2 separate regions of the Homo sapiens genome follow, and region 2 is linked to region 1. Evidence: chromatin contacts called from ENCODE Hi-C or POLR2A ChIA-PET data. All regions are on one chromosome and are shown on one strand. The core of a region is the stretch at or near the end of the contact, and the rest is flanking DNA. Distances in the headings are between cores, read along the strand shown. Region 1 overlaps STEAP1B (STEAP family member 1B). Region 2 overlaps HYCC1 (hyccin PI4KA lipid kinase complex subunit 1).

The links. Hi-C counts contacts between places; a loop is a spot of excess contacts on that map. ChIA-PET counts read pairs that join two places held with the same protein, here RNA polymerase II (POLR2A). Pooled maps may share reads with other maps.
Region 2: a loop to region 1 is called in a map with no recorded cell type, with 4 times the contacts of the local background. The contact joins two enhancer-like sites. A Hi-C loop is called at or near these places in 5 of 37 single-sample maps with no recorded cell type and 2 of 50 pooled maps. POLR2A ChIA-PET finds 5 or more read pairs at or near these places in 1 of 52 experiments (GM12878).

What each region holds. Positions count from the first base shown.
Region 1 is chr7:22,444,593-22,451,649 of GRCh38, reverse strand. The region is part of intron 4 of STEAP1B (STEAP family member 1B); the gene reads left to right. Among named protein-coding and RNA genes, the nearest start is that of STEAP1B, 52 kb to the left of the region's middle. RefSeq lists enhancers at 3,505-3,574, 3,585-3,634. Within about 2 kb of position 4,469, at least 2 of the 41 ENCODE cell types and tissues checked have a DNase peak (open chromatin) inside an H3K27ac peak, as active enhancers do; they include GM12878, where a contact is called at or near this core.
Region 2 is chr7:22,989,030-22,996,086 of GRCh38, reverse strand. It overlaps HYCC1 (hyccin PI4KA lipid kinase complex subunit 1), which reads left to right. Exons shown (of 11, transcript NM_032581.4): 2 at 4,948-5,026. The coding sequence starts at 4,976. Among named protein-coding and RNA genes, the nearest start is that of HYCC1, 22 kb to the left of the region's middle. RefSeq lists enhancers at 3,039-3,118, 6,149-6,659, 6,660-7,057. Within about 2 kb of position 2,491, at least 2 of the 41 ENCODE cell types and tissues checked have a DNase peak (open chromatin) inside an H3K27ac peak, as active enhancers do; they include GM12878, where a contact is called at or near this core.

The DNA.
Region 1 (7,057 bases), core at 3,220-5,719:
ATCATTTCAATTGATGCTGAAAAATTATTTGATAAAATTCAACATGCCTTCACGATAAAAGTCCTCAAAATACTGGAGATAAAATATACCTCAACATAAAAAAAGCCACGTGACAGACCAACAGCTATATTATATTAAATGGGGAAAAACAAAACCTTTTCTCTAAGATCTGGAACATGACAAGGATGCCCACTTTCATCACTGTTATTCAACGTCATACTGGAAGTCCTAGCTAGAGCAATCGGATAAAGAAAGGGCATCCAAATTGGAAAGACAAAAGTCAAACTATCCTTGTTTGCAGATGATGTGATCTTTTATTTGGAAAAACCTAAAGACTTCACAAAAAAAAAACTATTAAAACTGATAAATTCAGTAAAGCTGTAGGATACAAAATCAACATACAAAATGCCAACAATGAACAATCTGAAAAAGTAATTTTCTTTTCTTTTTTTTTTTTGAGACAGAATCTCTGTCGCCCATGCTGGAGTACAGTGACGCAATCTCAGCTCACTGCAATCTCTGCCTCCTGGGTTTAAACAATTCTTGTGCCTCAGCCTCCTGAGTAGCTGGGATTACAGGTATGTGCCACCACACCTGGCTAATTTTTTTGCATTTGTAGTGGAGACAAGGTTTCACCATGTTAGCCAGGCTGGTCTTGAACTCCTGACCTCAGGTGATCTGCCTACCTTGGCCTCCCAAAGTGCTGGGATTGCAAGCATGAGCCACTGTGCCGGGCCCCCATTTTCAGTAGTCACAAAATTAAATATCTAGGAATTAACCAAAGAAGTGAAAGATCTTTATAATGAAAACTGTAAAACACTGATGAAAGAAATTGAGGAGGACACCCCAAAATAGAAAAATATTCAATGTTCATGGATAGGAATAATCAATATTGTTAAAATGTCCATACTACCCAAAGCAGTGTACAGATTTAATTTAATCTCTATCAAAATACCAATGACATTCTTCACAGAAATAGAAATAAACTAAAATTTATATGGAACCACAAAAGACCCATGGCCAAAGCCATCCTAAGCAAAAAAAAAAAAACAAAACTACAGGAATCACATTACCTAAGTAACCAAAAGAGCATGGTACTTGCATAAAAACAGACACATAGTCCAGTGAAACAGAATAGAGAACCCAGAAACAAATTCAGACACCTACAGTGAACTTATTTTCAACAAGGGTGCCAAGAACATATACTGGGAAAAAGTCAGTCTCTTCAATAAATGGTGCTAAGAAAACTGGATATCCATATGCAGAAGAATGAAACTAGACCCCTATCTCTCACCATATACAAAACTCAAATCAAAATGGATTAGACATTTAAATCTAAGATCCCAAGTATGAAACTACTACAAAGAAACATTGAAGAAACTCTCCAGGACATTGGTCTGGGCAAAAGTTTCTTGAGTAATACTCCACAAGCACTTGAGTGATACTCCACAAGCACTTGAGTAATACTCCACAAGCACAGGCAACCAAAGCAAAAATGGACAAATAGGATCACATCAAGTTAAAAAGCTTCTGTACTGCAAAGGACACAACAAAAAGACAACCCACAGAATGGGAGAAAATATTTGCAAGTTACCTATCTGACAAGGGGTTAATATCAGAATATAAAAGGAGCTCAAACAACTCTATAGGAAAAAAATCTAATCCAATTTTCAAATGGGCAAAAGATCTGAATAGACATTTCTCAAAAGACGCACAAATGGCAGACAGGCATATGAAAAGGTGCTCGACATCACTGATCATCAGAGAAATGCAAATCGAAACTACAATGAGATGTCATCTCACCCCAGTTAAAATGGCTTATATCCAAAAGACAGGCAATAACAAATGCTGGCAAAGATACGGAGAAAAGCAAACCCTTGTACCCTGTTGGTGGGAATGTAAATTAGTACAACCACTATGAAGAACAGTTTGGAGATTCCTCAAAAAACTAAAAACAGAGCTACCATAGGATCCAGCAATCCCACTGCTGGGTATATACCCAAAAGAAAGGAAATTACTATATCAAAGAGAGATATCTGCACTGTCATGTTTTTTGAAGCACTGTTCACAATAGCCAAGATTTTGGAAGCAACCTATGAGTCCATCAACAGATGAATGGATAAAATGTGGTACTTACATACAATGGAGTACTATTCAGCCATAGTAAAGGATAAGATCCTGTCATTTCCAACAGCATGAATGTAACTGGAGATCATTATATTAAATGAAATAAGCCAGTCACAGAAAGATAAACATTGCATGTTCTCACTTATTTGTGGGATCTGAAAATCAAAACAATTGAACTCATGGAGATAGAGTGTAGAAGGATGGTTACCAGAGGCTGGGAAGGGTAGTGTTTGGGATGGAGATCAGGGGGTGGGGATGGTTAATGGGTACAATAAAAATAGAAAGAATGAATAAGACCTACTATTTGATAATACAACAGGGTGACTATAGTCAATAATAATTTAATCATACATTTAAAAAATCTGAAAGAGTGTAATCGGATTGTTTGTAACACAAAGGATAAATGCTTGGGATGGGTACCCCATTCTCCATTATGTGATTATCACATGTTGCATACCTATATCAAAACATCTCATGTACTCCATAAATACATACACCTACTATATACCCCTAAATTAAAAACTTAAAAAATTAAAAAAATTACAAATGGTACTTGTCTCTTACCTTACCTAGTCCCTACCAGATACAATGCTTGGCATGTCTAACTTGCTCTTGCTTGCTTGTTCGTGTGTCCCATGGCCCCTCAAGGACCTTCTGTGCTTTTGGCTCCCAGGGAAGCAGCCTTCCAGCTGGGATATGCTAGATTGGGTGTATCTCAGAGAATTAATTTCCATATCCCAGACTTCCACATGTACTCTTTCCTAATAAGATTGGCCTCAGAACATGCCTGCAGGGAGATATCATGAGAAACATTCTTTTTTCCCATCTTGCTTTCTGTGTTCAAAAAAAAAGTATACCTCTCCTGATTTTATGCTGCATTGTCTAAAGTTGTCATATTTATGTTGTTCTGAATAATTTCTTCATAATTTTAATGATAAGCCAATCCAGAAGAAAAATTTTAACATCTAAAGTCTTAAGATTATAGCAAATTAAAAAAATTAATTTGACTAATATTATTACTACACAGAATTATAATAGAATGATAACATATTTTTAAGCGTGAGGTCCCTTAAAAATGAGGTAATATTGGGGAAATGAAATGGAAATATGAGTTCAAGGAAAAAAGTTCTATTAAAAGATCATTCATGTATTTTAAAATTTTAGATGATAAATATATCATTTCTATCTATATTCCTTTGGATAATGGAAAAATATAATTGGTATCTATATTCCTTTGGCCATATAGAAATGCATTCATTAACATTTTGTTGTAAAGTGTCAATATTGACTACGTGCCATAATTACATCTTTGCAACTATTTTAACACGGGAAGGGAAACTTGAAGTCTCATCTGAAAAAGGTTCAAGAGGATATGTAGGTTTCTAAAATTGTTTTAGGAGATATGAGAGTAAACAATGTTGCCTCGCTATGATAAACCATAGATGAATAATGACTAGATGAATGAATAAGCAAACCAGCAACTGAAAGCAAGAAATCCCTTCTAGGGTAAATACAACTGAAAGCAAGAAATCCCTTCTAGGGTAAATGAAACCAATATGGGTTGCATGACGTTTATCCAATGCCTTCATGTCTTTGCATCTCAATTGCTCATCTGTAAAAAGGAGATGGTGATAACTGTTTGTGAGCCTTAGATGAGGTCATGCATGTAAATGTGCTTTGCACCTGGCAGGTCCTCAGTAAGTGTTTGCCGAAGTACTAGGTGGCAATGCAATTTGGGTATATCCATCTCTTCCTGTCCTAAGGGATGCTGGTCAGTGTACCAGAAGTAAAACAAATTGGCTTCTATGGCTGCACACCAGGACAGGTCTTGATTACATGAAGGACCTTACTAAACACCCTTCCATCCTAACAAAAATATGTGGAGCATTTGACCATTGCACAGGGATGAGTTCCCACTTTACTCCCACAAATGTGATTTGTGTCAGCTTTGCCCTACAAATGATGTGTTTGTGGACATTCCATCTTTGGAATCTATTAAAACAGTCATTGTCAAGTATTTATTTAGAGTCAATAGAACTACTATGTATTATATAAAATATAAAACACAGGCAGCATGCTTCATGCCAAAGTGGTTACTGAATCTACTCTTTTATAAATATACAATATTGACTGATCTTCCAACCAACTGAATTACAAGCTGACCAGTACACACACAAGAAGTCATTTCTTTATAACAGTTGATGACAGGCCTCTGTCACCAAACTGTATTGGAAGTTGGCCTGGCATTTAATAAGCAATGGTGACCAATTAAGGAAGTGAAATGCTTGTGCAAAGTGCCTAATATAATAAGGTTTTTGCCCATTACTGAGACATCAGTGATGTCCCAGAAGAGAAAGTGACTCTGGTTACAAAGTGGAACCAGGCCATGCTAAATTAGAGCTGCTTCTATACTAAGGCTACCAGTCATCTTTAACATCAAGAGTGCTCACTGAGCTCTTCAGACATTTACCCTAAAACAAGAGATGAATTTTAAAATGAGTCTTTTGATGCTCTCTGGAGAGCAAACCCTTAAGCTATATTCCTATAAAAATTAAGAATCTCATTCCAGACCCCAATTAAACTAAAAAATATTGTAGAGAGAGACAGAAAAATCAAGTTTCTACAATGTGCCAGCCACTGGCTAAGTGTTTTCCCAGATACTGTCTCATTACTCTTCACAGCACCATTGTGGGGTGGGCAGCATTCCTTCCATTTCACAGATGAAAATACTGAGGTTCAGGGAGGGTTCAACTTGGGACCAGGCTTGAGTCGTTTACCTGAAACAAAACCCACATTCTTTCCCCTTCACCTTATTAACTCTAATCTTGGCTGAAAAAAGTGAGTGCTCAGAAAAATAAGGGTTATAGAAGTGAGATTAGCATTCATATTCCAATGGAAGTGTCCATCAGAGTGGTTCTAAATCTTGGCTACGCATTGGAATTGCCAGTATTCCAGGGTTTGCACAACTTGCTTGTAAGAAATCTTAGGGCAGTGTTTATCAACCTATAGCAGGCTTCAGAACCACCTGGAGGTTTGTTAAAACAGATTTTTGGGCCCTGTCCCCAAAGTTCCCGATTCTGTCTTTCTGGGGTTGGCCTAAGAATCTGTATTTCTAACAAATTTCCTGTGGCTCCAGGTTGGGGACCTCACTTTGTGAACCACTGGCATAGGGCATTGTCTTGCAAAGCGCAGTCCTGTCCCAGAGTATCCAGGTTGGAATTAGGGACTCAAATGCAGGTTCTTGGCCCTGGCCCAAATCTATAGGATCAGATCTCAGAGGGTAGGGACCGGGGATCTGCCTCATAAACAAGTGTTCCAGATGATTCTTTCACTTGCAGAAGCATGAGAACTGTCATCCAATGGGTCTTTGAACTCCTTCATCTCATATACAGCCCAGCTTTTAAATACTGTCACATTTTGAACGACAACTGCACAGCAGAACTGCATTTACAGTTGACCATTAGCTGCTGCTGTGACTTGCTTCTGGTTATTTAAAATGCCCACAAGGGATCTCTTAGCCCATGCTTCATAAATAAAGCCCAAAGAAGAAATATTTATTCATTCATTTTTTTAAAAACTCTCCAGTTGTCAAGTTTCCGACTCATCAGGGGGAAAGACTGATTAGTGGTTGTTTCATGCTTCCCCACACAAGTGAAATCAGGAGGAGAAAAGCATTCTATAAAAGAGCTTATTTCCCTTCCTCTTCGCCTCTCCTGCCTCCTCATTTACCCTTAGCTATTCAGTTTCATCAGCCCTTGTGAGAATATAGCTCTGACTTTGAGTTTAAAGGGGTTGGGCTGCTTGGAGAGCAGTGCCCTCCCTGCTGCTCTTGCATCTGGGAAGCTGGATCACCACGGGGACTTCCCCCAAGCCGGAAAAGGTCGACCAAATCCCCATTCAGAGGTGGAGGGCGGGAAGCCAGGCCCAGGCTCGGATGTACCCTGAAGAGGTGCAGGTGCTTCCCGCTGGCCTCCGCCCCTCAGCTGTGGGCTCCCAAGTGAAGCTGGCTGCCAAGAGGAGTATTTATAGCTGCCTTTGCTGGCCAGTTCCTGCCCGGTTCTCACAAGGCTGCCGGCAGATCCCAGCACGACTGGCTGACAAGACGAGGGGAGGATGGGAGGCCCAAAGGGGCATGGCCCAGCTGTCCTCCCTGAAGAGTTGCAGATGTCAGTCCCCTTGATCTGAAGTTAGAAATACAATGCGGTTTACAGGAGGAAGACATGAAGGTCATGTGAAGAGATTTCTCGCTGTTCTTCCACGGCTCCAAATCTGCTGTTGGCCCAAGAGAACCCACCACAAAGAGGTCTGTGCTGTCATCTGCAGAGCTGATTTGTAATTACTCTGCTCATAATGCAGAAAAGTCTAGAAGCTCCCTCAGCCCCTGTTCCCAATGCCAACCCTGCCCAAAGGCCCTTTAAACTGAAACCGGCATCATTGTCCAAATTCTTCAGGTGAACCTGTCTTTAGAAACAATGGCCCTTTCTCTTTCTCATCCTCTCACTTAGGCCTCTGGGTTAGAGAAGACGACTGATCTAACAGCTCTCCTTGTGCCACGCGGACAGACCCAGAGCTCGCTCTGGTGACAGCAAATGCACACCTTGTGGGGGTGTCCAATTGTTGGCTTAGTGGGTCTCCAAACTCACGAAATAGAATACTGGGGAGCCCATGAAATACCTGATTGGTTTTTCACATGGGTAGGCTCCATACAGAGCACAGCTCATCAGCTAAAACCTCCAAGGTGAAATCATTAAATCTCCAGGGGAAAACCAACAAAACAGCAAGTGTTCCGGAAAGGGTTTCACTTCCTAACTGGCAGCGAGCCTGAGATCAAAACCTGTTACTCAGTGACAGATGAAATTCCTGCAAGAGGCACAATCCATGCTATTGTTCTGTCTGAGGCCCTTATTTCTCCCAGGGTTGCTGCGAGTGG
Region 2 (7,057 bases), core at 1,242-3,741, 550 kb before region 1:
CTAACCTCAAGTGATCCTCCTGCCTCAGCCTCCCAAAGTGCTGGGATTACAGGCGTGAGCCACCGCACCCAGCCATACTTTCTCTTCTAAAGATATTCTTACTTTTATAGTTAAAAGGAACTTACCAGGGGCCAGGCACGGTGGCTCATGTCTGTAATCATTTTGAATGGTACTTGATATTCACATGACGTCGTGTTGATGTTAGCTTAGATCAAGGCAGTGCTTGCCCGGTTTCACCACTATACAGTTACTCTTTTCCTCTTTCCGTACTCTCTTTTTTTGCAAGTGAATAGCTATGTCCAGTGCACTCTCAATGGGGGAGCAAGGACTAAGCTCTACCTCCTGGAAGAGATAGTGTCTACATCTGTTACTGGGAATTCTTCCGTAAGGAAACTTTATCTCCTATTCTCTTATTTATTTAATCATTTATTTATATGAGTATGGCCTCATGTATGTTTATTTTATACTTTGGGTTATAATGCAGTACTACATTACTTGTTCTGTTGCTTGGATTGTTCCAGCTTTGGCCATTGGGTGTTCTTTCAGGTTGGCTTAATATTTAAGAGTATAAAGAGTCCCTAACCCAAATGTTTGAAAACAGGTGGTCTAGGCTATGATCATAGACTTTGATCGTAGGATTGAGTAGCTGAGGCAGATAGGAAGAAAATATTGTAGGAGGAGAATTCTAGGAATTAAGACTTCTAGGAATTTAGACTTCAGGTAAGAAAAAAAATCACCAAGATTTAAGCAGGAGTTGTTTGAAAGCATGACAGTGAGCTAGGAGCTAAGATCATCCAGAAATGAAGGGGAGGGACCGAGCAGGGCAAGGGCGTGGGGTGGATTGATTGATAGATGATGGTGATAGAGTTTCAAAGCAGCTTTGGGTGGATGGTTGAAGGAGGAAGAGAATGATCTTGAGTGGTAATAAGAAGAAAGGAGAACACCTACTTTACCTCTAAGCCCAGTGGTTTGTTTCAGGGATGTGTGAGGAAATGCAATCACTATTTGGTAAGCTTGCATGCAGGGAAACTAGTGTCTCATGAAAAGAAGAAAGCAACATTTGAAGAACTGTTGAAGATGTAGAGGATTTTGCTGGTAATAGACTGTAAATTCCAGAGGACCCATGGAAGTATATCGTCCTTCCAGAATTAGGATGGGATGGGAGATGGGAGCAAAACAGAAGATGTACAAAGAGTTATGATGACTAGTGTGTGAGATGAGTGTCATCTAGGTGTCTGTAGCTTCTTGTGGTGCTGGACATAAACAGAGATGAAGGGAATAAAGACTTTAGTCCTGGTGGACCTAAAGCAGACAGTGGTGGTGAGACTGTGAAAGTTTCAGGATAGGGAGGCATGTCATAGACTCCCTTTTGAGTTCTGCAGGAGACAGAGAAGTTTGGGGAGGAACAATTTTATTCTGAGCTTGCATGCGTGCTAAACAAGTGAGTGTCCATGTGAGCTCAGCTATACAATGAGGGCTCCCATTTGATCTCTATCAAGTGGAAGATAAGAGACCCAGGGCTGACTGGTGTTACTAATGTATAATATACATACAGAAAAATGTACAGTTTATGAAATGTTTAGCTTGGCAAATTTTCACCAAATGTATACACTTGAGTAACCAGCACCTAGATCAAGAAACAGACTGTTATCAGAACCGACAAGATAGGCCCCTCAAGAGCAGCCACTATCCCAACTTCTAACACAAATGGATTCGTTTTATCTGTTCTTGAAATTTACATAAATGTAATTATATAGTATGTACTCTGTTTTCCTGCATTCTTTTATCCAACACTGTAACACAGATATAGTTTATTCATTAAAAGTTATATTTTGTTGTATAGAATTTCAGATATTGTACAGTATACTGTAATTTATTCGTTCAACTACTGATGGACATTTGGTTTGTTTCTAGTTTTTGACTATTAAAAAATACCTGCTGTAGCCAAGCATGTGGTACACTCCTGTAGTCTCAGCTACTTGAGAGGCTGAGGTGGGAGGACCCCTTGAGCCCAGGAATTTGAGGCTACAGTGAGCTGTGGTAGCGCCATTACACTCTAGCCCGGGTAACAGAGTGAGACTCTGTCTCTAAAAACAAAACAAAAACAAAAGCCTATTGCTCAGATGAACATTTTCTGAACATAGCTTTCAGAGAACATATGTCCTCATTTCTGTTGAGTATTAACATGGGTAGAATTTCTGGGTTCGTAGAGTATATGTATATATCCTCAAGTTTAGAGGATATTGCTAAAGAGTTTTCCAAGATATTGTACCAATTTGCATTCACATTAGCTGTGTCTGAATATTGATTGCTCCATATCTTTTTCAACACTTGGTGTGATCTTTCATTTTAGCTACACATGCGTACGTGTGTGTGTGTATGTGTGTGTGTGTGTGTGTGTTTGTATGGTGTATTTCACTGTGGGTTTTAACTGACATTTCCCTGATGACTAACAAAGTTGAGCACGTTTCATGTGCTAAGTTTCCATTTGAGTAAGTGATGGTCTTGATTTCCTATAGGATTGTCTACCTTTTTTCTTAATAATTTATGAGTTCCTTATATATTCTGGATATGAGACTTTTGCCATGTATATGAATTGCAGATATCATCTGCCACCCTATGGCTTTGCCTTTTCATTCTCCTAGTGGTATCTTTTGGTGAGTAGAAATTCTTACTTTCAAGGAAGTCCAGTTTATCCTTTTCCCCTCCTTGTGATTAGTGCTTTTGTGCCTCTTGTTTAAGAAACCTTTGCCTAGCCTAAGATTATGAAAGTACTCTCTTGCATTTTCTTCTAAAAGCCTTATGGTTTACTGTTCACAATTAGATCTGTGGTCCAACTGAAACTGTTTTTATTTTTGCATACAGCATGATCTCTAGGGTCATGGTTCTTTTTGTCCTCCCCATGTAGCTATCCAAATAACCTAGCCCCATTTATTATAAAGAGCATCCTTTCCTCACTGAATTTCAGTGTCATTTTTGTCATAAATCAGGTGACCATATATGTGTGGGTCTGTTTCTGGCCACTCTATTCTGTTCCATTGGTTGTTTTCTATTCTTCTGACAGTGCCACCACTGGCTTAATTACTATAGTTTTTGGTAAGTTTTATACTAAGCTTTGCTGTTGGAAGTCCAGGTCCCACAGTTCTGTTGTTCTTCAAGACAGCCCTTGACTGTTCTTGGTTCCTTGTATATTCCTCTTGATTTCTTTTAATTTTTGAAAAATTAACCTTAATTTTAACTGGAGAGTTATTTTGAATTTTTGTAAAAATTTTACCTCCCCATTTCTATGTAACTTGATGTAGTGTGGTTCCATTTGTGATAACTTTCTGTCCTAATTTATTAAACAATGGAATTCATACAAAAGAAAACTTTTGTGCATTTATATTGGCTTTGCTTTACAAATATACATAACAACATAAAAAAAGTAGATACAGGCAGACAGAAAATAACAGTAAGACAAAGAGAATTGGTTATGAAACTCACAGTATTCATAATATAAAAACAAACAAGTTACTCCAAAGGAGAGATTTTCCTAGTACTGAAAACTTAAGATGTGAATTTTCTAGACTCTGTTGGCTTTTAAGGAGGATAAATGTCATCTAGCAGTGCTTTGGTAACATTTTGGACATAATTTCAAAGCCCAGTTTCTCCAAACAGACAGTTCTATAAAATCAATAATACAGTACATATATGTGGTTTTCTGTTAGTCTGACTTGATCCAAGGAGAAATATTTTTTATTTTAAAAATAAAATGCGTATTACCCAAGTAATCTTTTATGAGTGAATGAATGAATGAATGACCAAAAAATGTTTTAATCATGTTTTTTTATGAGAATTAGACAGCAGGAACCTTAGAATGTATTCTTTGACAAGAACCTGCGTTGTTCATTAAGGCATATCTGGATACTTTCGTAGACAGCTGAGCAGAGTTTATAAGAATTAATAATAATAATAATATTGCATAGTGATAATAGTTTGTTGCCAGGAATGGAAATAACTGCTTTTATTTGCATTTTAAAATGTACTCCTCACAATAACTCCTTGCAAATAGGTACTGTCATTATCCCTATTTTGCAGATTAAAAAAAAGTAAGGCAAATATATCTTACCCAAGTAAGTAATAGAATCAGAATTCATTTCTGGCTACTCTACCTAAGTTTCTACTACCTTATAATGCTGATGAAAATTAAGTAGCTTAATGAAGGATTTGTGACTGAATTTGGAAGTTAGGAAATTCAGATAGAGCTCAAGTTTTCCGTCAGGAAATAGTTTCCAAGTCTACTCCCATACAAATGGATAGGTAAAGAAAAATACGTTGTATTTTGACAAACATTTTGCTTGAGATAAAACTGTTCTGCATTTCCTTTAGCTTACTTCTTTAAATTTATACTTAAGTAAATCCCAGTCTTCTGCATCACTGTTGTCAAATATGGTCATTTTGAATATTGTCACTTTTACTTTTTAAAAAATGAACATTACACTTTCAAGAAACCACATGGCTTGCCTAGTTACTGTTGTAAAGAACTGAAATATAAGCAAATTAAATTACTTTAATGCTTTCTATAAAGTCAATTTTGGATGCGTGTCTTCTTATATTTTCACAATTTTGAAATATTTTCTGCTTTCTTTTAAGATAAATGATCTTTTTGAAATTATTTTATTGAAACTAGGGAAAAATGTCCAATATGTTTTGCAGCTGGCATTCCTGAAAACTAAATGAAAATTGGAGAGCCAATTTCATCATGTTATGATATTTATACTTTTGTCAAAATTCTTGCATTTTAAGGCTTGTTTGTGCACATTGGTTTTGAAATGAATTTAGTAATTTATGTTTGAAACTCATTTCACAAATATGAAGTAAAAACTTTATAGGATTATCTCTGTTCATAGTAATCTGACTAAATAAAATATATTCAAAACGTTAACATTTTTCTATGTTAATTTTCAGGTTGAAGGTTTAGAACAGATGTGGAAAAATGTTTACTTCAGAGAAAGGGGTTGTGGAGGAATGGTTGTCAGAGTTTAAGGTAATATTTACTGTTCTACTATAGTAATTATATTCCAAGGAAGTTTTGTCTGGCGTTTAAATTCCAGTGATTTTTGTATTTTATATGACTGAAAGGCTAAATATCTGTGGAAGTATTTTCTATCAAATCTCAATAGAGAGTTATTTACACATAGTAATCTTTTCTAGGAAATTGATTCCTTTTTTCCCCCAAGTGGTTCAAAGAGTTTATTCATTTGTTTATTTTCTTTCTTTCATGGCAATACCACAAAGTAGTTAAAGTCTCTGAATGTTGATGTCATTCTCCAGCGACCATCAGTGATTCATTGTCAAAATGTTTCTTCCAGTTTGGAGGGCAGTGGAACTGGGGTGACCAACAATGAGGAGAGGATGGGAAGATATTTGCTCAACTTTATACCAGTGAATCTTTCTCTAGTTGGCTAACCCAGTGGCTATATAAGGGGTGTATGACCTTTGATTAGTTAATGAAGAAAATAAAACATATTTTCTTGTCTCATGAGCTTTTCTCTAGGATAGCTAAAATAGTATTTCTTTAATCAGCTAATTACTTTTCTCTGTCCTTATGTGACACATAATTATGTGCACTTGCATGATCATGAACCACAGGAATGAAGAGTTTGGGCTGCAACTATCAGTTTGATTTTGTCCAGCCCAGTCAGCCCAAGACCTATAAGGACAAAGTTACAGTCTGACAAAGTCAGGCTTATTGGCTTGTTGCATTGAGAGAGATTGCCCAACAGACACCATGGGACCATCTCACCAAACCAAAGAAAAGATAAAATTATAGTAATTTGGAGGAAGGGTAGAGTTTAGGTGAAATTTAAATGAAACGGTATTCTGGTAGACTCAAAACAAAGCAGGGCTATTTATAATGGGGTGAACATCTGGTCTGGCCTTCAAAGTAGACCCAGGATCTTGTTGTCTTGAAAACTACAAAGTTAATGTAGATTTGAAATGTTATGTTCAGAAACTCCATATTTATATCTCTGCACCTGGGTTGAAAATCAAGGCTGCTTCTCTATGTCAAAGTGACTTCGATGCTCTAGGCAAGAGTGGGATGTTTTGTTCTTACTGATACATGTTCAACAACAAACTTTTTTATAATCTGTGATTTTAGATAACAAGTCATCTTAGTAAGTAAGAACTTAGTAGTCACTCAAAGAAGGAGATTGTTATGACATTTTTCAGTTGCAGTGTGTATTTAGGAAAAGCACCGTTTCCTGTTAATTTTAATAGCTGGCCTTATCTGTCTCTTTTATCTAATCCTGATGAATAGCTGGGCAGACTTTTACTTTCTCAGCTTTTATAGCCATGAATTGAGCATCCTTCTATGGATTCCCCAAGTCATCATGAAGTGACATTAGAATGTTACAGAAGTGCTTTCTACATATTTTAATAACTTGTGGCCAGATGAGGTGGCTTATGCCTGTAATCCCAGCACTTTGAGAGGCAGAGATGGAAGGATTGCTTCAGGCCAGGAGTTTAAGACCAGCCTAGGCAACACAGCAAGACCCCCTCTCTCCAAAAAAAAAAAATAAATAAATAAATTAGCTGGGCGTGTTGGTGCATGCCTGTAGCCCCAGCTACTTGGGAGGCTGAGTTGGGAGGAACACTTGAGCCCAGGAATTCAAAGTTGCAGTGAGCTATGGTGGCACCACTGCTGTCCAGTCTGGTGACAGAATGAGACTTTTGTCTCTGAAAGAAAACAAAACAAAACAAAAAACTTTGATTAAATCTTGTGTGTGTGTGTGTGTGTGTGTGTGTGTGTGTGTGTGTTTCCTGCTTGTGTTATCTTTGTGATTAAAATAGTCTGTTATCACGGCTTTTTTTTGGCAGATTGATGGAAATAGTCAAGTTTAACAGTTGAATGCTATTTCTTCTAGGGCATTCTTATGTTAATGATGAAGTAAAATATGCAAAAGCAAATGTCGACAGCTATCCATTCTTTAAGATGGGAGTTGTGGAAAGAGAGCATGTTAAAGGGTGGGTTGTAGGGGTGAGATCAGCTAGTAAGGTAAAAAATGGAAAACCA